Linked DNA regions of Homo sapiens: all the other regions are linked to region 1. Evidence: chromatin contacts called from ENCODE Hi-C or POLR2A ChIA-PET data. All regions are on one chromosome and are shown on one strand. The core of a region is the stretch at or near the end of the contact, and the rest is flanking DNA. Distances in the headings are between cores, read along the strand shown.

Region 1 (4,471 bases), core at 1-2,500:
TAATATGATTTGACAGATTGCAAAGTGAATGGTTGCATAACACAGCCTTTATCATTTCTAAAAAGCTGCCTAAAATAGATAGGCCTTAAGAATTTTCTTTTGTTGACCCTAACTTAGAGCTTGTTCCCATCGGATGCTCTCCCACAGTCACTTTCTCCCCTCTGTCTGTCTCAGGCCTCCCCACTGACCCAGCTGGCACAGATCTAGCCTCCATTACATGCCACATGCTGGCTCTGAAACTCTCTGCTAGGGCTCCTCAGAGACTTCAGAACCCAATAGTCTGTGGGGTACCCCTCCTATACAAACCTAACACCGACTACGCCTACAGGGCAGCTTTCACCAACACCACTGAGGATGCCTTGCTGGGGAAAACTAGAGAGGCAATCCTTCCTTCCATGCTTGTCAGGGCCGCAGCAGTCTCAGCTCGCCAAGCCCTAGGGTGAGGCCTGATTACAAGACATTGGCATTCAGAACCTAGAAGGGGGCAAACCAACTTGAAAACCGTCCCTTAGGTGTCCTGCTTCATGACAAAGCTACAGCACAAATAGGAAGTCACGGGGTACTGTATATCTACAACCTCAATAATGATCGCCCTTTTAAATGTTTACATTCTTCCAGGCACTAAGAACCTGAAATAAATCAACTGCATTCATCGTAAGAATACCACCTCTGAGGAAAAAAAATTAGTATCCCATTTTCTGAGACGGAAAACAACAAACCAAACAGATGGTGGTATCAAGTTTGTCGGTTTTCTGAACCCTTGGTGGGACCCTGGGACATACTTACAGGGATGACAGTGTGATCCTTCAACAATTTCCACTAGCAGAGCTGGAGGACTGCGGCCTACTGGACCTGAGCTGGCAGGAGGGTAGATGCCCAGCCATTCTCTCCAGGAAATCTCTGATGGTCTGTATTCATGGATCCAAGGACAACCCAGTCTTCCTTCAGTTTTACAGAGCACACATGAGAAGGCCCAGCTTGCGTTCCCAGAGATGACCTGAGCTCTGTCAACAACTGCCTACCCCCACAAAAGGACAGGCAATCCCTTGCACAGAGTTTCTCACAGAGGGGCTAAGAAATCGGCCAGCAGGGATGTCAACATCCACTACCAAGAACAGCCACTTGATGGCAATCTTAACCTATTCCCTTGGAATTCGTCCATAAAGGGAGACCCCAGAAGGCTAGAAGCACCAAGCATGGGCTGCACAACGTGGACAGAGCTAAGAAGGACGTCCCTGCTTGACCTGAGTGTGCGGCAGTGCGGCGATGAACGGATAGAGAACCCCACACCAACAAGCACTGTTGGGTTCTTCTCCATATCTAGGCTTCTCTGGGGACTAGGCAGAAGTGGCTATAGGCTCTGCAGTCAGACAGCTCAGGAGCATGGAAACCTCTCGAGCTCCATGGCGCACTCACATTGGGTTTCTCATCAGACTGAAATGCAAGTGGACAGATGACAACAAATATGAGAATAAATCAAAGGCAAGTTCCTCCTCCTTACTGTGGAAACTTGTTCTCTGAAACAGGGAAGGGCAGGAGGCAGGGGGTGAAAAAAGTGGACTTTCCTTAGAAGGTGGGACACCTGTTGAATAAAGCACTCAAGCACCGCCCTCCTCATTTAAGTTGTCAAAGAAGGAAACTAAAAGCCATGTGCATCTCTAGGAAAAAAGTCTCTCCAGTTAAAAATAGAAATACACTGTAAATTGCTGCACTACACACTTCTATTTTTGGTAGCAGGAAGATGAACTGAAGGGCTCTCTGAAACATCAAAACATCAAAGGGTGGGAGGGGGTCCATACCATCATATTACCATAAAATAGTCCACTGTCTTAGCTAGGATAATGACACGTTTCCACAGAGGGTTCGACCTCACTTTGTGTGGTAGTTTCCCAACTCCTGGCTTCTCCATTTATAAAAAGAGTTCAGGCAGAGTGAAGAGTTTGCCAACATTTTCCTCAGAGGGATTCAGAAAGTGCCAGCTGAGAGCCTTCCAGCTCACCCTTTAAAACTCTGTAACACTTTCCAACTGAGCAAACTGGAAGGCCCTTTCAAATGACACTAGGAACAAAGTCATCTCATGGAGGGTACACTGCTGGGGGAGCCCCTAGGGAACAGATCACTCTAGATGCATTCTTCTAAATTCACTCTCAAAGGAGGCAAGATGCTATTTTTCAAATAAGCATTCAAAAGCATGGGTCCCTTGGTGAAAACCCCAATCACATGGGATGGAAGCAGACTATCAAAAATAACAGTGTTCCAGCCTGGGCAATACAGTGACACCCCATCTCTACCAAAACATTTAAAAATCATCCAGGCGGTGACACGTGCCTATAGTCCCATCCACTCAGGCGGCTGAGGTGGGAGGGTTGCTGGGGGCGGTGCACGCAAGCTGCAGTGAGCTGAGATCGTGTCACTGCACTACAGCCTGGGCAACAGAAAAAATAAAAACAAACAGTTAAATAAATTGATTAAATATAAAAGACAGTTAAATGATTGCAAAATGGAGACCTTGGACTGCCTTCATGTAACACATGGCAGCATAACTTTGAGAGCCATGGAAAGCTAAAAGCAGACTACCACTTCAGAGACCACCAGAAGCTAGCCTGGGAGCCTCCACACGTGGCCTTCCCCGTCACCAAGATGGCAGTACCAAGCATGAACAGGCACCCACCTAACTGCAGAAAGAAAACAGGGACTCAGTTAAGGATTACCCAGATGACAAGGGCAGGGCAGATCACACAGGAAGACAACCTTTCTGTGTATACACAGAAAGAGCTGAACCAGCCATTAGCTCCAAAGCATAAATGAAGCAAGAACACTAGTAACAGGTCAGGGAGAGAAGCTACGGGGTCTGAAAGCATGCGGGGCATAAGTTACCATGAAACACAAGAGACAGCTCTCCTTGGATGTCAATGGCAGGGTACAGGTTTGGCCTTGCCGGTTTATAATCAAGAATGGGATGTCACTGGCGAATATAAAATATTATAAAATATTTATATATTTTATATTATAGTTTGTTGTAGAAAAATTATATATATATATTTTATAATATATTATAAAATAGCTCATGTTTCTCTCCTCATCCCCACACCTCCTTGAACGATAGACTTGTACTGTTTTTATCATCCTTGGGAAAGAAATTATGAAGAAGCTAAATCTGGGACTCTACAGAAACATTTTAAAGCCTATAGAGGAAGCTAAAAGGATAGATGAGATTTGGCAGCAGGTGAGCTTAAAAATCAAATTGTAAATTAAGGGATTTATGAACTGTAGGGTAATTTCCCAGAAGCATATCTAGTAATCACTCTTCTGGCTTTTAAAGATATACCATACAGGACTCTAAACATTTAAAGTGGCTCAAGTAATAACAGGTTATTTCCAAAAGCTAAGTAAAGGGCCCTCTAAATTTGAGGGAAATCAGATCTAAGACATTCACAAGCACAGCAAAACTACCCTAGTCCATTACAATAAATCTGATAGTAATTAAAGCTACTTAAATACACATATCACAGAATTCGAAGATTTAGAAAACACATGAAGCCTTTCTCTAGCAGGGAACAATATCACTCTATAAGAAAGAACGTCAATAAATCCTATTCACAAACAAGTCACCTCTGGCTGTAGGAAGCCCTATCTGGTGACCCTGCAGGGTCTTTCTATTCTATTACACGTCAAGAATAAAAAATGGCTGGGAGTCACAAAAGGTAGATAAGATGAATTACTGTTAAACAGATAGGATTCCCTCGACCTCAGAAGTCCTCAAATAATTCCACAATGCTTCCCCAAATAATCTATGACAACAGAAACATCCTCCCAGGACCATCACAACTGCCATCCCCCTGTCAAAAGCAGTTACTCCATCCAGGCTTCTCAAAGGTCAAACAGCTCTAAGGGTTTCCTGACTTACCAGGAAAATGTTCTAGTATCACACAAGCAAGAAAGAAAACATGCTGCAGATTAACATGGAGTTTAATTTAATCTACAGTTAGACTGGAATAAAATTGTCACCATGTCCAAGGCCTGCAGAGACTGTAATGTACTCCCCACAAAGTCTTCTGTTGAAGCTCTAACCCCTAAGGTCCATGAGAAGGTGATCGAGGGTAAATAAGGTCATAGGGGCACAGGGCTCTGACCTGAGAGGGCTGGAGTCCTCGCATGAGGAGGAAGACTCAGAGGAACCAGCCAAGAAGAGGGCACTCAACAGGAACCCAGCTGGCCTGCACCTTGATCTTGGACTTACAGACACCAGAACTGTGAGAAATGGAAATTTCTATTATATCAGCAGCCCAGTCTAAGGTAATTTATTATGGCAGCCTGAGCTGACTAATATACAGACTTTCACCACAGCCGCAAGAATATGATTAGCAATCCTATCCCACCACAGGCACACGCACACTGTCTTGGCATCCTCAAGGGCGACAAGGAGATCATGGGCTCCTCACAGGATTCAGTCTAACTAAAGACACCGCAC
Region 2 (4,594 bases), core at 792-3,291, 820 kb before region 1:
CTCCTGCCTCAGCCTCCCGAGTAGCTGGGACTACAGGTGCACGCCACCACACCTGGCTAATTTTTGTATTTTTAGTAGAGATGGGGTTTCACTAAGTTGGCCAGGCTGGTCTCAAAGTCCTGACCTCAGGTGATCCACCCACGTTGGCCTCCCAAAGTGCTGGGATTAGAGGCATGAGCCACCGCGCCTGGCCAAATTAGATCATTTTAGAGCTGAAAAAGCTTAGAAATTATTAGTCCAATTCTTTCATTTGTTAACGGGAAAACGGAGGTCAGAGATGTTGAAGGACTTGCCCGAAGTCACCTAGTTAGTGGCAGAGGCTGTGTCACGGAGTCCATATCTCCAAGCTTTCAGGCCAGCATTATTTCCTGAGCATTGCACTGTCTCTTATGTCAGGACTCAATTATTACATTAAAAGTTCCCAATCAACTGTAATTTATACGGGCTTTTAGAATACTTATAAAAACTGTATAGTCTTAGTACGTATGTCAAAAGAACTTGAATATTCTAAATTAAGCCCCACATTTTTCAAGGAATTCGGAAGGGAATATTTCTTGCTCATTCCAGATAGTTGGTTACTTGCCACCAAATTGAAGAAGTGGCTTAGCAGAGATGGTTGCTCTCAGTGAAAGTGGATCCGTACTCATTATTTCTTCCTGGCCTTAGATGTCAGCAGCCTATTTTAATTCACTTAAACCTTCATGTGTCACATCCTGTCTGGACCTCAGGGTTTCTGGAAGAAACAGAAAATAGGATTCAAATAGCCAGGCTTCCGGTCTGGAATAAGGATGCTGTGGTGTAGTGTGCTGTGTTTACCACTAGAGGGCACCTTTTCCCTTGCTTTGGAATCGAGTTTTTCAGAAACTGGAGTTTGCAATCCTCTGTATCTGTCCCTGTGTCCACACGTTAGTAAATTTTTGGTGGCTCAAATGAAATGCTCTTCCCGTACAACAATGGCACTCTGCAATCCTTAACAGATGTGATTGCTGATGGGGATAGTTACAATTCATTCTAGTCAATTAAGAGGAAATTGATGAGGGTGATACTGCCCAGGGGTGAGCAGAAAGAAGTCTAAATGTTTGGATTGGAAAAGGACTAAGAAGAGCTAATACCCTATGCTTTGGTTGTCTGCTTTAGAAGGAAAGCGTTCAGAATAATAATATGATTTAACAAGACAAATAGGGCAGACATATAGGATAAGCCTCATCCTACACAGGTGTGTAGCTAGCAGCCACCTGGTACATTCAAATTCTACTGAGGAAGAAAGGCAGACAAATACTGGGTTTAAAATATCTATCTGGCCAGATTCAGTAACTCAGACCTGTAATTCCAACACTTTGGGACACCAAGGTGGGTGGACCACTTGAGCCCAGGAGTTCAAGACCAGCCTCGATAACATGGCGAGACTTCATCTCTACAAAAAGTACAAAAATTAGCCAGGTGTAGTGGCACACACTTGTAGTTTCCACTCTTTGGGAGGCCAAAGCAGGAGGATTGCTGGAGGGTGGGAGGTGGAGGCTGCAGTGAGATGTGTCACATCACTGCACTCCTGAGGCACTGGGCGGGGCTCAGCAGCTTGTTACAATGTTTATTTTAATTAGATTCTAGCAATTGCAGCCTGTGCAGTGTAGATGTCCTAGGGCTGCCATTGTCTGCCATTCAGGGAACTTGGAATTAGAGCTCTTTGCAGAGATCTTGTGGGCATTAGGGAGAGGAGAAGAGGGGATGGAGTTATGTTTGAAAGTATGAGGAGCCAGTGGAAAAGCTAGGTTCTTGACTATGCCTGATTGGCCAATGACATGGCCACAGTTTGGTAACTGGCTGTGCAGATCCAGATTCTGGGTAGCAACAGCCCTGTACATCTGGCAACACTATGGCGTGTCTCTGTGGCAGCTTATTTTGAGCGTCACGGCTATTACCCAGAGTCAGGAGTAATGTCTTTCATTCTGAGACATCTAAACCCCCAACCACAGGCATGTTTTCTTCCAGGGCAGAGGGCAAATGCAATTACATCTGTGACCAATTTGCACAGCTGGGAGCTCAGCCTCCTGACAGAAACATTTATTTGAGATTCAAGTCTCTAGGGAGCTGGGTCACCAGACAGGAAGTAAGGTCCAGCAAGCATGTGTTGTCTACTATGTGAATGCTTGTTAGGCTGGGCCAGGAGAACAAAACAAAACAACACAAAATGTCAACTTAAGCTTTTAGAAGCAAAAAATCAGCCTTTTCTGTCTACAAACCAGGTTTCTCAGGGCATAGAGGAAAATAAGAATATCCAAATAAGACGGTTGCCATTGACCCCAGTACAAACATAGCATGCACATGGGACATGGAACTCGTGGAAGGGGCAGCTGCCTGGGAGTCAAAGTCCTGGTTTCCAGTTGTGGTTCTACCACTGTGAACTGTGGCATCCTGGGCAAGTCACTTTGCTCAGGCTTTTTATTTTGCAGGATTTTTGTGTCATTCTTGCTCAGAGGCCATGGTAGTCTTCTCCGTATCATTCCAATTTTTAGTATATGTGCTGCTGAAACGAGCACTTTTTTCTTTCTTGCTTGCTTGCTTTTTTTTTTTTTTTTTTTTTTTTTTTTTTGAGACTGGGTCTCACTCTGTCACCCAGGCTGGAGTGCAGTGGTGCGATCACAGCTCACTGCAGCTTTGACCTCCCAGGCTCATGCAATCCTTCCATCAGCCTCCCCAGTAGCTGGAACTACAGGCCTTTTCTGGAGCTGGAAGATAAAGAAAACCAACATGAAAGCATTGAATAGACAAATCCAGAGACCAGCCTAATGATTCTATTTAGTATTTACCCACAGGACAATGTCTCTGGATTGTATTTATTTATATTGTCTCCCAATGGCTTTATTGAGACATAATTCACAGATCATACAATTCACCAATTTAGAATGTACAAGTCAGTGGCTTTTCATATATTCATAGAGTTGTGCAGCCATCATCACACCAATTTTAAAACATTTTTATAACCCAAAAAAGAAACCTGCCACACTCCTTATTTATCAGCCATCACTCCTCAGGGCCTTCCCTGATTCCTTCCAGCCTTAGGCAACCAATGATCTACTCTCTGTTTCTACAGATTTGCCTATTCTGGACATTTCTTATAAATGGAATAATACAATATGTTGTCTTTAGTGACTGGCTTCCTTCACTTAGTGACTGATTTCCTTCACTTAGCATAATCTTTTCAAAGTTCATCCATACCGTAGCATGTATCAGTACTTCGTTTCTTTTTACTTCCAAAAAGTATACAATTATATGGAAATACCATACTGTGTTTATTCATTTGTCCATTGATGGACATTTGGGCCGTTTCTACCTTTTAGCTCTTATGAACAATATTCTGTGAACACTGGTGGACAAGTTTATGTGTGAACATATGTTTTCATTTCTTTTGGGTATATACCTAAGAATAGAGTTGCTGGCTCATACAGTAACTTTGTGTTTAACCTTTCATGTAACTGCCAGACTGCTTTCGAAGGCAGCTGCACCACTTTATTTTATTTTAAAAAATATGTTTATTTTAGATTCAGGGAGTACATGTACAGGTTTGTTACATGTATATATTGCATGATGCTGATTTGGGTTTCTGCTGAACCCATCACCTAAATACTGAACATAGTACCTAACAGGTAGTTTTTCAACCCTTGCCTCCCATCCTCATTCACCACTTTGGAGTTCCCAGTGCCTATTGTTCCCATCTTTATGTCCATGTGTACCCAATGTTTAGCTCTGACTTATAAGTGAGAACATGTAGTATTTGGTTTTTTGTTTCTGTGTTTAATTCACTTAGAATAATAGCCTCCAGCTGCATCCATGTTGCTGCAAAGGACATGATCTCATTCTTTTTTATGGTTATATAGTATTCCATGGAGGTGCACAATTAATTATATATTCCAATGAGCAGTGTATGAGAGTTCTAATTTTGCCACTTCCTTGTCAATACTTGTTATTTCTGTTTCATAAAAATTTTAGCCATCTTAATGGGTGTGAGATGACATTTAATTATGGTTTTGATTTGCATTCCCTGATGGCTAATGATGTTGAGCATCTTTTCATGCACTTATTGGCCATGCATTTATCTTCCTTAGAGAAATGTCTATTTAGATTTTTGCCCATTTTTTAGTTATTTGGTGTTTTGGTGTTGAGCTGTGATACGTGTAATATTATCTGCACATTTTTTCTCTTATTCATTGTAGGCTTGTCTCTTCATTTTCTTGATGGTGTCTTTGGAAGGACAAAAGTTTTTTAGCTGAATTGTGTGCAATTAATCTATTTTTTTCTTTAATTGCTCATGCTTTTGGTGTCATATCCAAGAAACCATTGTCAAGTCCAAGGTCACGAAAATTTACACCCCTGTTTTCTTCTAAGAGTTTTATTGGATTAACTCTTACGTTTTGGTCTTTTCTCTATTCTGAATTTGTACACATTGTGAGACAGGTCCAGCTTCATTTTTTTTTTTTGACATGTGTATATCCAGTTGTCCCAGGATCATTTGTTGAAAAGACTATTCTTTCTCCACTGAATGGTCTTGACACCCTTGTTGAAAGTCAATTAACTGTAAATGTGAAAGTTTATTTCT
Region 3 (4,569 bases), core at 1,635-4,134, 590 kb after region 1:
ACAAGAAAAATATCTGAAGGGAAGGAGCTAGTAAGGCAATCCATCTATCGATCGTTCAGGATTTCTTGTTTAGAATTCAACAGGTAGATGTCTGGTGGGACCACCACTGTTTTGGAAGCCTGCGGGTGTTTTAGACTGAGCAACGAGCACAGGCTAAGGCTTTGATGGACGTTCTAAGGAGGTTTCTTTTAAAATTTCTTTTCCTCTTTAAAGGGGGAAAAGGTTCCTTGAGGTTATTGAGAGCACCAGGGCTTCTTTCTGAACTCTTCAGAACATATATGAAAAATGAAGCTTGAGCGTTTCTCCCTATTTGGCTGTCTTCCTGGAGTCAGCTTTATCAGAACTCTAACTCATCGGTGTCATCACTGCCTTCTAATTGTACACTGTTTTCCGTGGCGTCTTCTGAACTAGCATCAGGTTTTCATCAAACATGGAAGTGTTCTTATCAGGGGAATGCCACATTCTGAAATCTCTGGAAGGGGTGTGTGTGTGTGTGTGTGTGTGTGATGTGTGTTTTCATGAGATTGTGGAAGACACCCCATGCAAATCCCAGACAGATCTGCCTGAGCTCGAGAACCCTAGGGCCTACCCCGGGGGGGCTCCATCTGTCCCGGCAAAAGCAACACCTGCCATGTAGTGCTCATCACTTCCCTTGCCCCATTACCCAGGTTAGCTTCCTATCATGTTAGTGGAACCCAGCCTCCCCCATTGCCCAAGCTCTCTTCTCTTATCCTCCGCTTCCAATACATTCCTGAATCTTGTGTAAAGAGAGCCTGCCTCCCAATTATCCCTGTATTTATGCATCCCTTCTGCCCATGTCTTACCTCTGACTCTGACATTTTTTTACTTGCCCATTTCTAAAGCCTCCAACTGTTTCTTTTCCCAGACCTGTCTCTTTTTCCATCAGAGTGTTCAAGGCTCTTCCTGATGAAAGCCTTGTGCTGACCCCTCATGGCCTTCAGGATAAAGTCTAAGCAACCCTGCACAGGAGATGAGGCTCTGCAGGATCCCACCTCCCTCTTCCCAATCCCCAACTTGTGTGGCAAAGCTCAGGTCTCCTTGATGTTGTCTGCACTGGTCCTTGTGTTCAGAATGTCCTTCCCAACTTTAAGAGGCTCTCATTTTGTCTTTAAGATCCAGCTCTGGGATCTCACCTTTCTCCAGGTAGATGATAATAAAAATATTTAACAACCTGTCTGATTGGGTTCTGAGCAGTTAGAACAGATGCCATGGATAACTACTGGTGTGGCCTTGCTTGAGCATGCCAGGAAACTGTCATCTGGGTCTACCCCACCAAGCAGGGTTGATCCTGCCCTGCTTTGCTGCACCACTGTATGTGTGGAGGCACACATTTTTCACCCTGTATTCATTCAACAGACATTTAATAATTGCCTACTCTGCTTAGACCCTGGCTAGATGACGGCAGTACAAGAATAAATGAGACAGTGTTTCTGCCCCTGAGGTGTCTGTGGTCTAGACATAGAGCTTTTGTTTTTCTCCTTATGTGATCATCTATAAAACTATGAGCTCCTTGGAGGGTGGGGACCAACTCTCTCACCTTGGCATCTTTGGTACCTGCCTGTACCTGGCATGTAGCATCCTCAGTCCGTATTTGTGGAATGAGGGGAGGATTATCTGGCTGGCATCCCCAGCGTCTGGGCCCACAGTTCAGGGTGTCAGTGTGTTAAAATGATTCCAGGGGTTGATTGGGCATGAGCTGAAGGGCTTCCAATGAGAGGTGTAGGTGACAATGTTTATTTATAAAGGCATAATTTAGAGAATTATGAGACTCATTTGCCTTCTCTGTTCCTCCAAATTCAACTCTCCTGCCCCCTTCTTCTTCTAGTTCTTTTTTGAATGGAATGTCAATGTCACCCACTCACTGGTTTTATATAGCTCTTATTGAAGTAAAATGCAACGGAAATTGTGCATATTAATTAAAAGCTCAGAATGTGCACAGTTTTGGAACTGCTAATTAAAACTCTTACCAATCAGGTTGCATTAGTGGTTTTAAACACTTTTCTTTTCCTGAACCTAGAACTTTGCTAACCAGAGAAGACGACTTTTAAAGAGGCAATTGTCAGGAATGATAGCACCTTTTTTTTAAATTTTAATGTTAAATTTTAATTTTAGAGTCTCACTCTGTCGCCCAGGCTGGAGTATAGTGGCTTGATCTTGGCTCACTGCAACCTCCGCCTCCTGGGTTCAAGCAGTTCCCCTGCCTCAGCCTCCCAAATAGCTGGGACTACAGGTGCACGCCACCATGCCTGGCTAATTTTTTGTATTTCAGTAGAGATGGGGTTTCACCATGTTGGCCAGGATGGTCTCAATCTCCTGACCTCATGATCCATCCACCTTGGCCTCCTAAAGTGCTGGGATTACAGGTGTGAGCCACCGCGCCCGGCCCAGAATCTTGTTTTAAAAACTGCTGTATGTACCTCCAGTGAAATCTGAGGTTTGGTGTCTCCCGGGCACTTTGAAGGTTATTGAGAGGGCACAAGTGATTTCTAAATCCCTTCCTTCTGCCCTCAAAGGATGGCTGCCACTGTGCAGGTAGCATAGCTGTTGGGAAAGGGCCTGAAAGCTCCTTCCTCCTCAGGCAGGTCAAGAGAAGCACGTGTCATCAGTTTCTGGGACTGTCTGGGCAACCATGGCCTCTGAAGTTTGAGCTCATGCTCTGCCCATGGCTGCAGCTGCCTGTGGTAAGCCGAATGAATTCCAGGAGGGAAGATGACAGAAGAGGCTCAAGGCTCCGGCTCTGTTCCCTGCTCTGCTTTCTTTCAGAGCCTGGAATTCTCCACCAAGCCCATCGCTGCTGCGTGGCTTTCTGGGCGCCGTGCCAAGGACTCACACTGGACTCTGTATTCAGCCCCAGATTGCATCCTGCCTCGGCGTTTGGGGTGGGGCGGCCCAGCAGGGCTCCCCTTGTGACTGGAGTCAGAGTTTGCCTGGGCTCCCCTGAGGCGGGCCTAGGCCGGGGTCGTGAGGCTGCTCCAACAAGCAGCCCCATTGTATCCCAGCCTGGGAGTGCACAGAGAGCGGCTCCTGTGATGGAGAAGCCCCTGTGCCTCTGCAGGGTTTGATTCCACCCAACCAGGCGAAGCCATGTGGTGAGCATGTGCTCGAGGCTGCCTGTGGTCGGGGACACGGGCTGGCCATGTGCTATGAGTTTGGGCTTCCTTTCTTTTTCAGAAGGTGTTTGATTCATGCAAAATGCTTAACGATGCCTGCTATGCACCTCATGGGGGATCAGATCCCCTTTGATGTGCGAGGTCTTTTTGGAGGTTCCAAAAAAACAGTTCAAAAGGTTTACTTTGGACACCACACCTCCAGCACATGTCGAAGTCAAAGCCAGGCTCCCCAGGCAGCACGCTGGAGAAAATATTTTGTGCCAGTTTCTTCCTCTTTCTCTGCTGTGTCTTGTGCTGAGCACAGATTTTTGACTTCACACTGTCCTGGTGGTGAAAAGAGGAGACTGAGCAAAGGAAAATAAACATCACTGAGCTTTTTGAGTGTCCAGGGAAGCAAAAGTGCACCGCGGTCTTTCAGTCCTGCTGAAACTGGGTGGTGAGAGCCGGGTGGATGAGCTGCCTGTGCTGACAGATCCTCCCTCATGCCTTAGGGCTTGGAGCGGTCCGAGGGAAGCACAGGCATTAACAGAGCCATCTGCCCGCCCCATGTGGGTCAAACCACAGTTTTGCCTGGGCTTGTGGTCAGGTGGCAGGCACAGTGCTGTTACCCTGTCTCCTCTCTTCCACGGTGCGTGTGACTTAGGGATGGCTCTGCAAAGATGGGGGTGCAGAGTGCAGAATGGGAGGCAGGACTGGAGACCCATGAAAGGGAAGGTTGGGACCCATGGAGAAATCATGTCTTATGCTGCATTGTTCTGAGAATTTCCTTGCTCTTCCCTGTGCCCCAGGCGTGGGGATGGAGAAGGTACCACCACCTCGTGAGCTCTGCTCACGAGCCGGGGGCTGTAGTGGTGGGATGGAGTGGGATTTCTCCCTGATTCTCTGGAGAAAGCAAAGCAGAAACATACCTTATCATGGATGTAGCCATGGCCTTGAAATCAGGGGCTCAGGGAAGGAATTTCTCCACTGTCTTGTCTAATTATCAGGAGTCCCTTGGAGGAAGTCATTTTTCTGTCTTATGGGGTATTTACCCACCAGCCAGGGTGGATGTTTCTGCAGTGACCAAACTGCTGTACACAAGTGAGGGGAGGGCTGGTGGACTCCAGATTACTTGGTCTTTCACTCTGCAAAAGAAAATGTTTTAGGGCCGGGAGCGGTGGCTCATGCCTGTAATCCCAGCACTTTGGGAGGTCAAGGTGGGCAGATCATGAGGGCAGGAGATGGCTAACACGGTGAAACCCTGCCTCCACTGAAAATACAAAAAAAAAAAAAAAAATTAACTGGGCATGGTGGTACATGCCTGTAGTTCCAGCTACTCGGGAGGCTGAGGCAGGAGAATCACTTGAACCGGGGAGGTGGAGGTTGCAGTGAGCCAAGATTGTGCCACTGCACTCCAGCCTGGATGACAGAGCGAGACTCTATATCAAAAAAAAAAGAA
Region 4 (4,753 bases), core at 295-2,794, 680 kb after region 1:
TCTGTTACAGGTCAGGAGAATTGGCCTGATTAGAAACCATTTGAGGTAGGGAATGGGGGCTCACACCTGAATCCCAGCACTTTGGGACACTGAGGCCAGGAGTTGGAGACCAGCCTGGTCAATACATGAGACCCTGTCTCTACAAAAAAAAAAAAAAAAAAAAAAAAAAAAAAAATTTTTAGTACTCCGAATAAATGTATCTGTAAAAGGAAAGCCACAGTAATTCAGAGTCATGGTTTATATACCTATTTCACATAAGATGCCACTGTATCTTCTCCTACAATTAATAAGTTGTCTTTTTAGTACAATTCAGGTCTCTTTGCTTTTGGGTCTTAGAAGCCTAATTTTCTAGGCTCTGGCTATCTTTGACTACTAATAATATCATAAAACTATGATAATGATAATAACTCTTATTTATAAGAGTTGATATCAGGCACTGGTGTAAGGGCTTTCCTTACGTTACTGAATCTAATCCGTACATAAGATCAGTGTAGTCAGCATGATTAGTATCATCTCTAGGTTACACATGAGGGAATCAGGGCTTAGAACATCTGAGAAAATCCAGTGACGATAGAGTTTGAATTCAAATTGACATCATTCTGATTCCAGAGCTGATTCTTAGCCATGTCATATTCTAAGTGACGTTGAGATGACACGCATGATCTCATTCAATCATGTGGCTTTAAAATCCATCTATATGATGGGTGAGCCTCAAATTTATATCTCTAACTTAAACCCTCCCCAGGCTTGGGGATGCAACTGCCTGCTGTCATTGTCAGTCCAATTTCTTTCTTTCTTTTTTTTGAGATGGAGTCCCACTCTGTCACCCAGGCTGGAGTGTAGTGGCACGATCTTGGCTCACTGCAACCTCTGCCTCCTGGGCTCAAGCAATTCTTCCACCTCAGCCTCCTGAGTAGCTGGGACTACAGGTGTCTGCCACACCCAGATAATTTTTGTATTTTTAATAGAGGTGGGGTTTCACCATGTTGGCCAGGCTGGACTCAAACTCCTGACTTCAGGTGACCCACCCGCCTCAGCCTCCCAAAGTGCTGGGATTACAGGCGCCCAGCCCCTCAGTTGAATTTCTAACAGGCACCTCACACCTAAGCTGACCTAACAAGCTTGTTCTTGCCCCCTTGCTCTCCCTGCTCCCTCAGTAAATTTGTCTCCATTCAGTTACTCAGGCCTCGATGAAGGAGTCACCCTTGACTCCTCTCTTTCACAGCTCACATGGACACCATCAGCAAATCCAGTGGGATGCCTGTATTCAGAATCCATCCACTCCTTCCCTCCTCCACTGTTGCTGCTCCTCTACTGTCTGTTTTCAACACAGATGTCAGAGTGAGTCAGCTTTTGTCACTTCCTTGCTCAAAATCTTATCTCATTCAGAGAGTTCCAGTTAGTAAGTTATCATCTTTCAGCTCCAAAGCCTTCCTTCAATACTTGATTCTATGCTGGGCCCCTGAACACTGCATTTCTCCTTTGTTGGGCTCCTTGTTGCACTCAGCCAGTAGGGGTTGCTAGAGAGGCTCCTACTCTTTCCCATGGGTATCCTGTCTGCCTGTGGCTCCTGTGTGCAGCACCCCAGTACTGCTGCTTCATCTTGGCAGCAGCAGTTTCTTCCTGTAGCAGCTGTTCAATCTACGTTGCAATTTTTCCTACACTCAAGAACCAGACTCATTGTGCCTTTTTAGGGCCACAGCACTGACTGCCATTGCCCCATCTTTGAGGTTTGGGTTCTAGCCCCATGGGACTGTTTTCTAAGCTTCTAAATTTTAATTATCCGACAGCCCCCTTTTTCTTCTGCCAGCCCCAGGGGTGGAGCTTCCTGAAGTTGTTATACGAAAGACACCTTAGAGTTGTCTTTTTACTCTTTCAGTTACCTGGTTAAGACTTTATTCCTAGAAAATTATTCTTTATATTAAATTAGCCGTGTTAAAATAACTGGTGTGGCTTCTGTCTCCTGGTTAGGCCCTGACTGATGTGCTGAGTTAAAGGTGAAGTCCTTAAAATGGTTTGCAAGGTTGCAAGCGATCTGGCTTCCGGCCACCTCTCCTGTCTTAGCTCCTTCCACTGTCACCGTCATTCCTCGCTCCTTTTGGCCCCTTGCTGTTCTGTAAACACACCAATCCCTCTCCTGCCTCACAGTCTTGGCCCTTTCTGATCCCTTTGCCTGAAAAACCCTGCCCTGCAATTCTACATGGCCTCTCTTTCCCCTGCTTGGGTCTTCCTGAGATGTTACCTCTTCAGTGAGACCTTCCCTGACCGCACCACATAATCCACATCCCCCACTCCCCCCACCCCTGCCTGGATGATTTCTGTCCTTCTTAATCTGCCTTGCTTTTTCCATAGCACCTATCACCATCTGATAGTCTGTTTATTCATACTTGATTATTTGTTAATTCCTGTGTCCCCCTAACTAGCAAATAAACACCCCAACAAGGCAGAACTTTTCCTACTTTAGTGATTGCTACATCCCAGACTTTATAACAGTGTCTGGCGCATATAAATGCTTGAAAAGTATTTGTTGAGTGAATAGTAAAATTGAAGTTCTGGACTGTCAGGATTAAGACTGTCCTAGGCCCGGTGCTAGAGGGAGAATCCTAAAGAGGACGCTGGCCTTAGAGGAAAATGGTAATCATGCTTCCCACACCACATGTCAGGGAGAGCAGATGGCAGTGTCAGCTCACAGTTCGCATGAGTTTGGGGTGTACTTTTGAAGACTGAGTAATGTCTTTTCTCTCCCTTCTCCAAATTGCTATTGTTAGACCTGAAAAAGCCTGTAATAAAATTTGGAAGCTACTGAGTTTATGACATCTCAACTTTACCCTCCATTTCCACCCCAAATGGCTTTTGAACTGACACTGAATTGCTGCCTTATTAAATACCATCCTGAGAACTTTACAGAACATTTTAAGTGATGCCGAGCTCCCATGAGCTTCAATCATAATGGAAGAGCCTGGGACCGTTGGTTGTCAGCTTTTTCTTGTCATCTACATGGGGACTGTCTGTGAGGGTGTGTCTGCTGGGTGAAGTGCCACACCTCGCTTCCGAGACGGGGCCTAGCTCGCTAATCCAAGAGGGCTAGCAACATTTGCAAACCAGGAAGAGGCAAGAGAGGACTTTCTTAACAGTAGCAGTTACTGGAGACCTAACTTCTGAGGGTTGCAGGTTGAATTGTCCCTAATTCCTGGGGATGACAGGTTCCACTCTGCCCTGCCAGATTATGGGGACGCTCCCTGAATTACAGTGGCAGCTGTTGGGTTCCACTGCTGCGACTCATCTCTTCAGTCTTGTTGGCCTTGGATCTCAGCCACCCGAGTTTCAGAAGGTGGTAAGCTGGCCAGTGTTCTTGGCCCCAGAACACGGTTGTGATTGGTGCCATGTTAAATGCGAGTAGCAATTATGGCTGCCGATTTGAAAGGAGGCTGAACACGCTGGCTTTCATCGGGTCACCTTTGCTTGGCCACATGAGACTTTCCACTTAGGAAAATGAGGGCTGAATTCTTGATCCAGACAGGCTCTTTCAAGGTGTTGCGTTTCTGCTCTCAGATAAGACAACCCTGTGAAGTTGGGTGCTTTCTGCACTGTCACTGAACTTGGTGCCCTGTGAAAGGAGATTCTCTCTCTTTTTTTTTTTTTGAGATGGAGTCTTGCTCTGTTGCCCAGGCTGGAGTGCAGTGACGCGATCTCGGCTCATGCAACCTCTGCCTCCCAGGTTCAAGTGATTCTCCTGCCTCAGCCTCCCGAGTAGCTGGGGCTACAGGCATGTGCCACCATGCCTGGCTAATTTTTTGTATTTTTAGTAGAGACAGGGTTTCACTATGTTGGCCAGGCTGGTCTCGAACTCCTGACCTCATGATCCGCCCGCCTCAGCCACGTAAAGTGCTGGGATTACAGGTGTGAGCCACCATGCCCGGCTGAAAGGAGATTCTTAAATACACAAAATCCTTCACTCCAAGGGTTTAGATTTTTTGCTCAGTTTTAGCTGCAGACTTTGCTCAGTTTAGAGCTACTAGGGCTTTAGTTTACTGTGCCATATTTGAAACTAAAAGTCTGAATTATGCTTTATTTTTTGCATGTGTTATAGATAGCACGTAATGAATAAGCACCCTCAGAATACCTAGCACCATGTTAGGGAAACACAACGCTGAGGCCTTGGTCGTTGTCCTCAGGAAACTCTCACTGTATTTACGGTCCAAAAGGAGGTCCAATAAAACAAGACTATATATAAGCATTAAAATATCTATAGAAAGTCAGAGGAGAAACAGGTAGTTGTGGATCTGTGTTTGTTGGAGAAGGCTTGATTGGAATGTGAGGTGGCCTTGAGGAAAGAGTGCAGATTTCGATTAATTGGGAGAAGGAGAAAGGCCGGTAAGGCCAGGGGGGCTTGAACAAGGTTTGGTGGCAAGAATCTGTGTAGTATCCATGGTGCTCTGCAAGTGGATGAGCCCTCTCCAAGGGAATCATTAGGAGGGAGATGAGCAGATGGGAAGGACAAAGCATTGGAGGACACCCAATTGGGTTGGGTAGACAGGATATGTGCATAGAAAGAGATGAGCCAGACTGTTGTTTGTGCAATTTAAAATATGAAGAGAAGAAAAGGGAAAAAAAAAAGATAAGGGATATTTGGCAATGTACCTTCAAAGCCAAATGAAGGTTGCCAATAAGAAGTGCTTCAGGACCTCAGCAGAGGAAGGAAACACCCAGGGCAGGATTTGTAGAGGATTGTTGAGGGGGAATAGGTCTTAAG
Region 5 (4,509 bases), core at 1,967-4,466, 750 kb after region 1:
GTAACTAGGTTACCTGAAGAGTCCATTTGCCACATTCAAATCAGAACTGATTTTTAAATTAGTTGACGACTGTGTAGGTAACACAGATCAGAGAAATTCTGTGCATATACGTGGCACTGTTTGAGTGTGTGTGTGTGATTGTGTGCGTGTGTGTGTGTGTGCACATTCTTGTACCTGCCTAGAGGTCAAGTAACCAAATTTGGAATGGAGTGGGTTGAGAAAAACTTCTCTGTTTTCCTGCCTGTTCCCATCACTATGACTTGCAAATGAAGCCTTTCTTCACGAAGTAAGTCAGGTTGTGGGCGAGAGATTCAGAAGACTGGAGAGAGTTTTTCTGCACTGCCTGCTCAGCACCAGAGAAACCGGAGGACCCTTGGCTGTGCCCACAGCGGGAAAAGCCCAGGCTCCAGGTGAGGCCTCGCTTCCCCCTGGGTGGTTTGAAGAAGGGGCCGATGGCGATCATAAATATCATTTGCTGACACGGAGTCCTGGGGCTGCGCTGACCACAGGAGTCGCGGTCCCCAGGATGCAGGAACTGCTCACAAAGCAGGCATTTATGAACTGGTTGGCTTTGCATTAATTAATTCCCCATTCACCAACAGTAACAATCCCTTCAATGAGTGTCCAGGCCCTGGAAAGCCCTGGTGTTGATTGGAAGTGACAAGTGCATCGCAAAGTGTGACTGTGTTAATATGGAACAGCGCAAAGGGACCTGGAGCCCCTCTCCTGTCCCGCGCCTTCCTTCCCGTGTCATTTTTGAGGAAGAAAGAGGACTTGGCTTCTTAAGGAGTGTTTAATTTGGTTTTTCCTCTTTGGTGGTTCGCTTGTCAGCTGCTGTTTTCTCATCTGCTTCTTCTCCGGGATGGGTTAGTTCTGATGTAGTGAGTTCTGTCATGAGTCCATGGAGTGTCGCAAGGCCATCGAAGGGCCAAGAGCCCTGACAGGTCACAGGGGGCTGATAAGCCAGGGCTGATATACACACACACACATACGCACACACACACACACACAAACGGATATGGACTCTCTGGGGAGGCTGGGCAAAGCCTGGCAAATTCGCTCATTGTTAAGAATTTGGGAACCAACAAGAGACTTGGAGTTCCACAGGTCTTAGTAAAAGCTGAAATGGCAGGGAAATTGTAGAAAGTGGAGCTGATTGTCAATTCCCGAAGGCCAGGAAAACATCTCTTCTTTAACAGGCAGCTCTGTGCCATGTGCTTGCAGGCTCTAAATAAACGTTTGTTGGCTGGCTGACTGGCAGTGGGTTAGACACTTGCCCCTGTGATCCTCCAGCTTGTTTAATTGCCAGTTATTTGGCTTCTTTCTTTCCAGTTGTCTTACTAGTTTGCCAGTTTCTGTGTCAGTTGCTGGTTCTAAGGACGCATGCACTTATCTGGCTGGGCCATTTTAGGTTTTGCTACCTATTTACACATTGGCCAAATCTTTCTTAGTTGATACGGTCCTTTATTACTTTTGAAGATTTTCCGGTTTGTTTCATTCTGTGTTTTTGCTTGCACTTTTAGGAAGTAGATTTAAAAGACTTCATTCACCCTTTTCTAGGTATACACTGTGCTAGAAGATACCAAAATGATTAAGAAAGATCTCCCTCTTACCACTAGAAAAGAGGATTAAACATAAGCACATTCACAAATAACTGTAAGGCAGGATTAAGACAGGCCAGCGCTGAAAGAGACATATAAATAAGGGTGATGGGGCTTCCAAGGAAAGCACATCACAGCTGCCAGATCAGTCAACAAGGGCTTCCTTGGGCATCTGCAATGGGTCAGGAAAGATGGTCAGGGTTTTGTCATGTAAAGGGGGCATTCTTATCAAAGGGAATGGGAAACATCCGAGGCTGTGTGTTCTGGGAAGGAGTGAAGAGTACACTTTGGGGTAAAGCATAGATTTGGGCAGGAGAAGTGGGAGGGACCAGGGATTGAGGACTTTGTCAGCAAGGGTGAGATGTCTGCAGTAATTTTTGCAGACATGCAAACCAGTTGGGAGATGTTTATTTGGGTAAGTGTGGGTGGGACTAGGGTGAGTCACGTGAGGGGCCTAGGGCACAAAACTTAAGGAGACTTGCTCTCAGGTGCCACCTCTGCCTTTGCAGGATCCTGAGTCAGGTCTTCTTACTGCGCTCCCAGCTTGGTCTGGGAGTGGGCTGACCAGTGAGCAGCAGTTTTGCATATTCGCAAGATTGCTGCGAAAGCTCTGCATAGGAGGGATTGGAGACGGTGGGCGCTGTGTGAGACCGTGCAAATAGAGTTAATAGAGACAGAAAAGATGTGCAACCTGGATGGTGTGAATGGTGTGCTCCTGTAAAACAGTCAACACAGGCCAGGGACAATTCCACATGCTTTTCACATGTTAATTAATTTCCTGATGAAAGATAAAGCTTCTAGCCAGGAGTCCAGACAGCTGAGTTCTAGTCTAGCTCTGCTCTAAAGAGTCCTGGGAGCCCCTGTGGCCTCAGCTTTTTGACCTGTGAAATGACCGAGTAACAGACCATTTCATAGGTCCCTGAGAGCTCTAGAATCTCACGTCACTCATGACGTATGTTAATATCAGCTGGCCTCGAAAGAGAACCCGAGCCTTGGGGACCCCAATCTTGGATCTACAAGATCTCTCAGACCAGAAGCCCTGGGGGGTAAATCCCTCCATCCAGAATCTTGTCTTTCATCGATTCAGTGTGAACTACTTCTCAAATTTCTACATTTCTGGTCCCCCTTAAACACTGACATTCCAGTCAGTCTGATGTTAAATTCTGCTTTCCCCTTTCCACCTTGTGTTACCTACCACCACAGCCTGGCCCACATTTTTCTACCCCTCCCTCCTTCTGTCATTAACAAAACTCCCCAGACCCTTGCAAAGCCCCTACAGCAGAATTATCCCAAGAGAGAAACAGTGGATTTAATAAGCTTCCCCTTAGATGGCCCCAAATCCCTTCCAGTTGATTAGGGGAAAAAACAACTACACACAGGACAGTTTCCTGATGCGGGAGGTGAGAGAGAGAAAGAATAAAGAAAGTTCCTGAAGTCCTGGGCCTCAGGGACCAAATTAAGAAAGCAGCACCACTTATTCAAAATCAGATGAATGTCAGTGGGATGTTTGTCAAACAAACTTGTCATTATTTGTCACAATTTGAGGAAGTATCAGTCAATAGTCACACTCGAGCGCATAACAGAGTTATTTATAGCTGCCAGTCTAGAGTTTTAACTCATGCAGGGCCAAGGTTCGATGTTATAAACAGCTTTGTTTATAATGACTGCGTGGCTATAAATAGTTTGGTTCCCCGGGTGTCACAGAGCAGCCCCGGGATGGGCTGCCAAAACCAGCGCCAGGAAGCAGGCTGCAGCAGGGAGGTGAATCCTGGTGGTGGTTTTTTTTCTTCTCCGAGTACCCTTTCTGTGAGTCCTTGGCCAGAGTATTTCATGTTGTTCCTCAGTGTCCCTTTTGGAACGGGGAGTCGGGCTCCCTGGTGTTCCTGGGAGATGGTGGAAGTTACTCACTTAATGAATTAACATCTGCCCCAAGATCTGCTGTTGAAAGGGAGCCAGTATGGGGAGCACCGCCTCTTTTGTGCCTATTCACGGACAATGAGCTAATTACAGTCTCTCTCCTGCTGGAGGGTGGAGGGAGATATCCTGTTATTCCAGTGAACAGGCAAAGCTCTAAAGGTTTATTTACAGCTTCAGATTTAATTTGAACGACAGCAGCATCTCTTCTAAAAATACGAGGTTGTCAGAAATTTAGAAATTTACTAGTTTCTTGTGTCAGCAGAACCTTATCTAAGGAGTGGGAAGTTGGGGGATTTGTGGGGAGCAGAAAAGAGGAAGGGGAATATGTATACATAAATTTTACATGTAAAATACATAGGTATGTCAGCTTAAAAACTGATCATTTTACCAATTGGCACAGGGGCAGTATTCTCAACATCTTCCTGACAACCTCCAACCCCACCCTCCAAAAATGCAAATCTATTTGTCATATGGAAATTTCTTGATCGACTCTTTCCATGTCACGCTCAAAATCCTTACAGTCAATTTTAATACTATTAAGCTAAATCTTCTTTTGCTTTCTTTTTTTTTTTTTTTTAAGAAAAGGTGTGGCCATGAAAAAAAATTTATTGGATCTTAATTTGCAAGATTAGTTCTGGTTCATTTTATTGCAGTAATTTAATACTCATAATGATTTTCTGATGCATATGTTTTAGCAGCAAGATCTACTTCCTATTCATTTTTCATTTCAATGCAACTGACGTATATTAGGCAGCATGGTACAGATCTAAGGGAGCAGCACCCCGTGAGAAACTGACATCATTCTGCCATCTTGGCATCCTCCCAGACATGTGTTGAGCCCCAAGAAGCCTGCACCCAGGTATATCCAGGGATTCAGGACCGAAGGTGATAAGCAAGAAATCCTTCTTTAAAAAGGAGTTACCTGTTTTTCATGGATAGGATTATTAACATCATTACCATTATCATCATTACTGCAATTCTGGCTAAGGGA
Region 6 (4,647 bases), core at 700-3,199, 660 kb after region 1:
TATGTATACACCCATAAACAAGGCTCTCACTTTGAGGTCCCATGCAGTTCCTGTCACTTTAAGCACCTTGGGAAATTCCAGTGAGTTGAAAGAATTCTGAACTTTATTTTTCCTCTTGTCCTGTATTCGTAAGACTGGTCTTCCTTTGCTCTCCCCTTCCTTCATTCTTTCTTCTCCTCCCCTTCCTTCATTCTTTGTTCTCCCCTTCCTTTTTTTCTCACCATTTTTTCCATCTAGGTCGAGGACTAGTTTGTTGCCCAGGGAATTACAAAAAAGTGGTGGCCAAGGACTAATCCTCTAGTAGTCTTATTCTTCAAGAAGTTGAAGAAAAAGTCGAGTGCCCTTTCAATTCCTACCCTTCTCTGATTTATCACTCTGAAAGTAATGATGTTCAGCTTTCTTGCTCTAGAGGAATGATTCAGGTAAAGCCCCACTGAGGGCAAAAGGTAATCTGTACCAGGTTTCAGAGTTACCAGTGTAATCAATCAAAATGTGTCATTAAGCCCCTGGCTGCGTGTTCTCCAAATGGAGTCAGTAACACCCAACCCTTAAGCTTATGGGTTAGGGGGACCTCCCCACCCCTCCCTTCTGTTTCACTTTGATGGGGTCCACCTTGGATAAACTCTCTGGTGCTAAAAAAGTACTGAGAAGTGACAGAAAGTTGCTTCACATCTACTCTATTTTTCAAGAAAAACATTACTATTTTCTCTGAATATGGAACCACCCCAGTGCTTCTGTGAAGTGGAGCTGGGTTATTCAGAGGCCCTTTCTGGTTTTATCTTGTCTTTCACACACTTGGCAGGACAGGTATTCTGATCTCCAGTGCATAACTGAGGACAGAGCACATGGAGGGCAAGAGACCTTGAATAACTATAGAGCTGCTTAACTCAGCACTGGGATAGGAATTCAGGACTCCCTACTCAAGGTCTGTGCCTCTAGCACTAGTCCACACCAAGGGCATTTCCTTAACGGTGGAGATTTTCTTCATGAGTACATTCATTCCCCTCAGACTTAAAAGTTGTCACAAATCCCAAAACTATACAAAGCATGAGCATGGCATTGGTGGCTGTGTGTGTGTGTGTGTGTGTGTGTGTGTGTGTGTGTGTGTATGTGCGCTGGGGGCAAGGGACCTCAACCCCACAGAGACTTAGCCTTACCTGTTGTAGGTAGCTGATGGGAACATTTGTTCCCTGCTGTCCTTGTTTCTATTGGGGACATGTTTCCATTGAGTAAATCCCCTGGCCGCCTGCATCCTCTCTCTCCTTCACTTCATTGGAGGAAGAGGAACTTCAGTCGGCCTGGGAGAAGCAATGGAAGATGTACGCCTCACCTATTCCTTTCTCTCTGGGAAGAGCCTGAGGAAAGTAAACATCCTCTGCCCCTCCAAGCCTTAACTTTTAAGTGGTAAATCTCCATGTTGCAAAGTTTCTGTTTGCCATCAGTGGTACAATATTAACAAGCCCAAGGACCTGAAATGATAGCCACCAACCAAGACTTTGTCAACTTAAAAGAATGGTGATATTTTCCCTCTATCTGCCTGATTCCTATTCCTCTTAATTGGCTCAGAAGTTGGGCAGGAAAGAGGGGTCCTATTTATTGGGTACCCTAAAACCCCAACATAAGGGAAGTCTTTTCTGGTTTCCTCTGGGAAACCTTAGGTTCAACAGTGGCCTGTTGTGGATAAAGATCTACTCTTGGGGGTGACCAAGGATTTGGGGGCAGGAATTTGGAATGAGAACCCAGGCAAGCTGAACTAAAATGCTAACTGGGCAAGGGTGTCCTGTCTCCAGTTTGATGACCAAGGGAAGGTCCTGACTCACTTGGGGCTTATGAAGGGTAACAAGGGGGACTTCTCAGTAAATCAACCACTCACTCTTCATGTGACAGTAAAAGCAGTCATGGAACAAACAAACTTCCTGCCAAGGCTCCTTCTTGTTACCGCAAACTTTCAAGTGTGAGTAACCATGTGAGCAAGGGGGAACCCAATAATTACTAGAATAATTCCTTTGTGTGTGCTGAAGTTCAGTTCATATCTGACCTCCCCAGCCAAAAGTAATCTCTCTTCTCCAGACTTCTACGTCCAGTATCTGGAACTTGCATTTGAGACTTACTATTCCTGACTGGCTTTATTATTTGCTTAGTCATTGTGGTGGTGGTTCTTGCTTTTTGTGCATTTTATCTCCAGTCCCAAAGATTTTAAGTTTATTAGGCATAAGGACCATGTCGTATATCTCCTTGTATTTTCCCTGACCATTCAAGGGCCTAGCATAACATTTACTTGCATTTGGAAGTGTGGAAATAAATGAAGACCAACCAAATAAGAATAAGCACAGGCTGTTTATTCAGAGCTACTATCGTTTGTGTTTTGGCAGAGACTCAAATGCGGGCAGAGGAGTGGGAAAACTTCATAGTAGAAAAAAGGGAGGCTCCAGGTATGTGCTGATTGGAGGCTGTTGGTGTGGGAAGCTGGAGGTGGTTCACTAGAAGCACAGATGCCTATGTGATTGCTTAGGGTGCATATTTGCCTTTCTCTGGTTTGTCCTAAGTTGGAAGCAGGGACAAAAATCAGGGAGGCTGTCCATTGTCAGTCAAGTTCTGGCCATTTGGAGCTGATTCTTACAGGGGTTATTGTTTGGCTTCCTAACTTGTTGATAGAGATAGTGGTTAGACTTCTAGAGGTCTGGCTGATGATAGCAGGCTGGCTTCCTGGGCCGATTGCTGTTGCTAATGGGTTGGTGTCCTGGGCTGGCTGCTGTAGATTGTAGGTTGGAGTTGTTTTTAATTATGGCTTGGCCGTTGTCCATTTGTATATTCAGTCTCTTGGTGAGTATCAATAAATCTTGCTTGATTAACTAATAGATTGTTCTGACTATGGGTTGAAGCATGCCCTTTGAATTAATATTATTTCTCTTTCTCCTCACTGCTTGATCAACTGTTTGACAGGTATTCTCCATTTGATTTTTATAACATGACCTTAGAAATAGCGCAAGGGAGAAGGAAACTTGCTCCATTTTTGCTCCTTTTCTTAATTACCTCTTTACAGACCCTATCTCCGAATAGAGTTACTGTCTGAGGCTCTAAGGGTTAGGGCTTCAACATTTGAAGTTTGGGAGGCAGTGGGGCATAATTCCCCATCATACTCTTTGAGGGCCTCATTTAACTGAATATGCTCAGATCTATCTCAACTCAAACACACTCTGAGCCTTTGGCCTGGATGCATCCAAAAGAAGTGAGTAGAATGCTCAGGTGGCCTGTGACTTGCCGTGATTCACTGACCAAACACGAAGGAAGTGGAGCAGATGGTCACGCCATTAGAAGGCAGTCTCTCCTCAGGGAAGTCAGTCTCGTGGATTCCAGTGGCCCTGAGAATCACGATGCTAGTCTTCAAAAGAATAAGAAAGACCGATAAAAGATTGCTTCTGCTCTAAGTTGAAAGTGGCTTATGGCAGCTTCTCTCACCCCATTGACCAAGCCCATTCGCTAAAGCCCGTAACAAAAGGATTTTCCCCCCTAACATTTAGAAATGGCAAAAAGCAAAGAGATGAATCATCAAATAGGCAGAACGCTCTTCCTACACCTCTTTTACCTGAGCAAAAACATGACTTCCTGAAAGAGTACAAAGAGAGAAAATTGGTAGGAGATGACTAACAGGGGTGACTGTGCTGATGCAAAGAATGTCAGGACAGCATGAACTTTAGAAACAGGCAAGGTTAGATGCTGAAACGGAGGCGGGTGAGCACACTCCCTCAGGAAATCAAACTCAGGGAGAACCGTGAATAAAAGGCTCCCCAGAAAAGACGTGAGTGTGTAACTTACTTGACATTTCCACCAACGTGCAGCAGTGGGTTGGGTATGATGGTTCTAAATACCCAGTGACACATATTTACAAAAGAACTGTGTGGTTTTATTTTAAATGACAATGTCTTCTTAATCACCCCTCCGTACTGCCTGTCTGCAGCACTGCGAGTCACCAGGGTTCTGTCTTGGAGGAGCACTGTTTGGTCATGAGTCGTGTGCTGGCAATGTCTGGGAAGTGAGGGAGGGTCAGCAGCTCATGACCGTAGGCTCCAGGGAGAGCAGGAAGCTCTGCAGGATGCATGTGTTATGGGTTGAACTGTGTCCCCTAGAAAGATATGTTGAAGTCCCCACCCCCAGTACCTTGAAATGTGACCTCATTTGGAAATAAGGTCATTACAGATGTAATCAGTTAAGACAAGGTCATATCGGGGTAGGATGGGCCCTTAATCCAATATAACTGGTGTCCTTAAAAGGGAACTTTAGACACTGAGACAGAGACATACAGAAAGAATGCCATATGATAACAGAGGCAGAGATTGGAATTGTGAACCCCAAACATCTGAGACAGGTCTCAGTCAATTTAGGGTTTATTTTGCCAAAGTGAAGGACTTGCCTGTGACACAGCCTCAGGAGATCCTGACAACATGTGCCCAGTGTGGTCGGAGTACAGCCTGGTTTTGTACATTTTAGGGAGACATGAGACATCAATCAATATATGTAAGATGTACATTGGTTTGGTCTGGAAGGGCTGGACAACTCAAAGCAGGGAGGGGGCTTTCAGGTCATAGGTAGATAAGAGACAAACGGTTGCATTCTTTTGAGTTTCTGATTAGCCTTCCCAAAGGAGGC

Evidence for each region. Hi-C counts contacts between places; a loop is a spot of excess contacts on that map. ChIA-PET counts read pairs that join two places held with the same protein, here RNA polymerase II (POLR2A). Pooled maps may share reads with other maps.
Region 2: a loop to region 1 is called in a pooled map, with 6 times the contacts of the local background. The contact joins two enhancer-like sites. A Hi-C loop is called at or near these places in 1 of 37 single-sample maps with no recorded cell type and 2 of 50 pooled maps. POLR2A ChIA-PET finds 5 or more read pairs at or near these places in 3 of 52 experiments (AG04449, HEK293 and WTC11).
Region 3: a map of K562 shows a loop between it and region 1 (2.7-fold over the local background). The contact joins two enhancer-like sites. A Hi-C loop is called at or near these places in 1 of 168 maps with a recorded cell type or tissue (K562) and 5 of 50 pooled maps. POLR2A ChIA-PET finds 5 or more read pairs at or near these places in 1 of 52 experiments (activated T-cell).
Region 4: a pooled map shows a loop between it and region 1 (6-fold over the local background). The contact joins two enhancer-like sites. A Hi-C loop is called at or near these places in 4 of 37 single-sample maps with no recorded cell type and 7 of 50 pooled maps. POLR2A ChIA-PET finds 5 or more read pairs at or near these places in 1 of 52 experiments (B cell).
Region 5: a map of heart left ventricle shows a loop between it and region 1 (3-fold over the local background). The contact joins two enhancer-like sites. A Hi-C loop is called at or near these places in 1 of 168 maps with a recorded cell type or tissue (heart left ventricle) and 6 of 50 pooled maps. POLR2A ChIA-PET finds 5 or more read pairs at or near these places in 1 of 52 experiments (HEK293).
Region 6: a pooled map shows a loop between it and region 1 (3-fold over the local background). The contact joins two enhancer-like sites. A Hi-C loop is called at or near these places in 5 of 37 single-sample maps with no recorded cell type and 4 of 50 pooled maps.

Annotation. Positions count from the first base shown.
Region 1 is chr6:15,387,160-15,391,630 of GRCh38, reverse strand. The region is part of intron 2 of JARID2 (jumonji and AT-rich interaction domain containing 2); the gene reads right to left. Among named protein-coding and RNA genes, the nearest start is that of JARID2-AS1, 140 kb to the right of the region's middle. RefSeq lists enhancers at 1,049-1,408, 4,031-4,140, 4,151-4,230. Within about 2 kb of position 1,250, at least 5 of the 41 ENCODE cell types and tissues checked have a DNase peak (open chromatin) inside an H3K27ac peak, as active enhancers do.
Region 2 is chr6:16,202,957-16,207,550 of GRCh38, reverse strand. It overlaps the pseudogene RNU6-1114P. Among named protein-coding and RNA genes, the nearest start is that of GMPR, 33 kb to the left of the region's middle. RefSeq lists enhancers at 1,517-1,726, 1,937-2,026. Within about 2 kb of position 2,041, at least 9 of the 41 ENCODE cell types and tissues checked have a DNase peak (open chromatin) inside an H3K27ac peak, as active enhancers do.
Region 3 is chr6:14,803,171-14,807,739 of GRCh38, reverse strand. No RefSeq gene overlaps it. Among named protein-coding and RNA genes, the nearest start is that of JARID2-DT, 440 kb to the left of the region's middle. RefSeq lists a silencer at 2,708-3,002 and an enhancer at 2,521-3,356. Within about 2 kb of position 2,884, at least 10 of the 41 ENCODE cell types and tissues checked have a DNase peak (open chromatin) inside an H3K27ac peak, as active enhancers do.
Region 4 is chr6:14,708,007-14,712,759 of GRCh38, reverse strand. All of the region lies in intron 1 of LOC101928354 (a long non-coding RNA gene), which reads left to right. Among named protein-coding and RNA genes, the nearest start is that of LINC01108, 420 kb to the right of the region's middle. Within about 2 kb of position 1,544, at least 6 of the 41 ENCODE cell types and tissues checked have a DNase peak (open chromatin) inside an H3K27ac peak, as active enhancers do.
Region 5 is chr6:14,638,063-14,642,571 of GRCh38, reverse strand. All of the region lies in intron 2 of LOC101928354 (a long non-coding RNA gene), which reads left to right. Among named protein-coding and RNA genes, the nearest start is that of LINC01108, 350 kb to the right of the region's middle. RefSeq lists a silencer at 2,080-2,374 and an enhancer at 1,883-2,866. Within about 2 kb of position 3,216, at least 12 of the 41 ENCODE cell types and tissues checked have a DNase peak (open chromatin) inside an H3K27ac peak, as active enhancers do.
Region 6 is chr6:14,732,238-14,736,884 of GRCh38, reverse strand. No RefSeq gene overlaps it. Among named protein-coding and RNA genes, the nearest start is that of LINC01108, 450 kb to the right of the region's middle. RefSeq lists a silencer at 484-563 and enhancers at 3,876-3,995, 2,837-4,036. Within about 2 kb of position 1,949, at least 8 of the 41 ENCODE cell types and tissues checked have a DNase peak (open chromatin) inside an H3K27ac peak, as active enhancers do.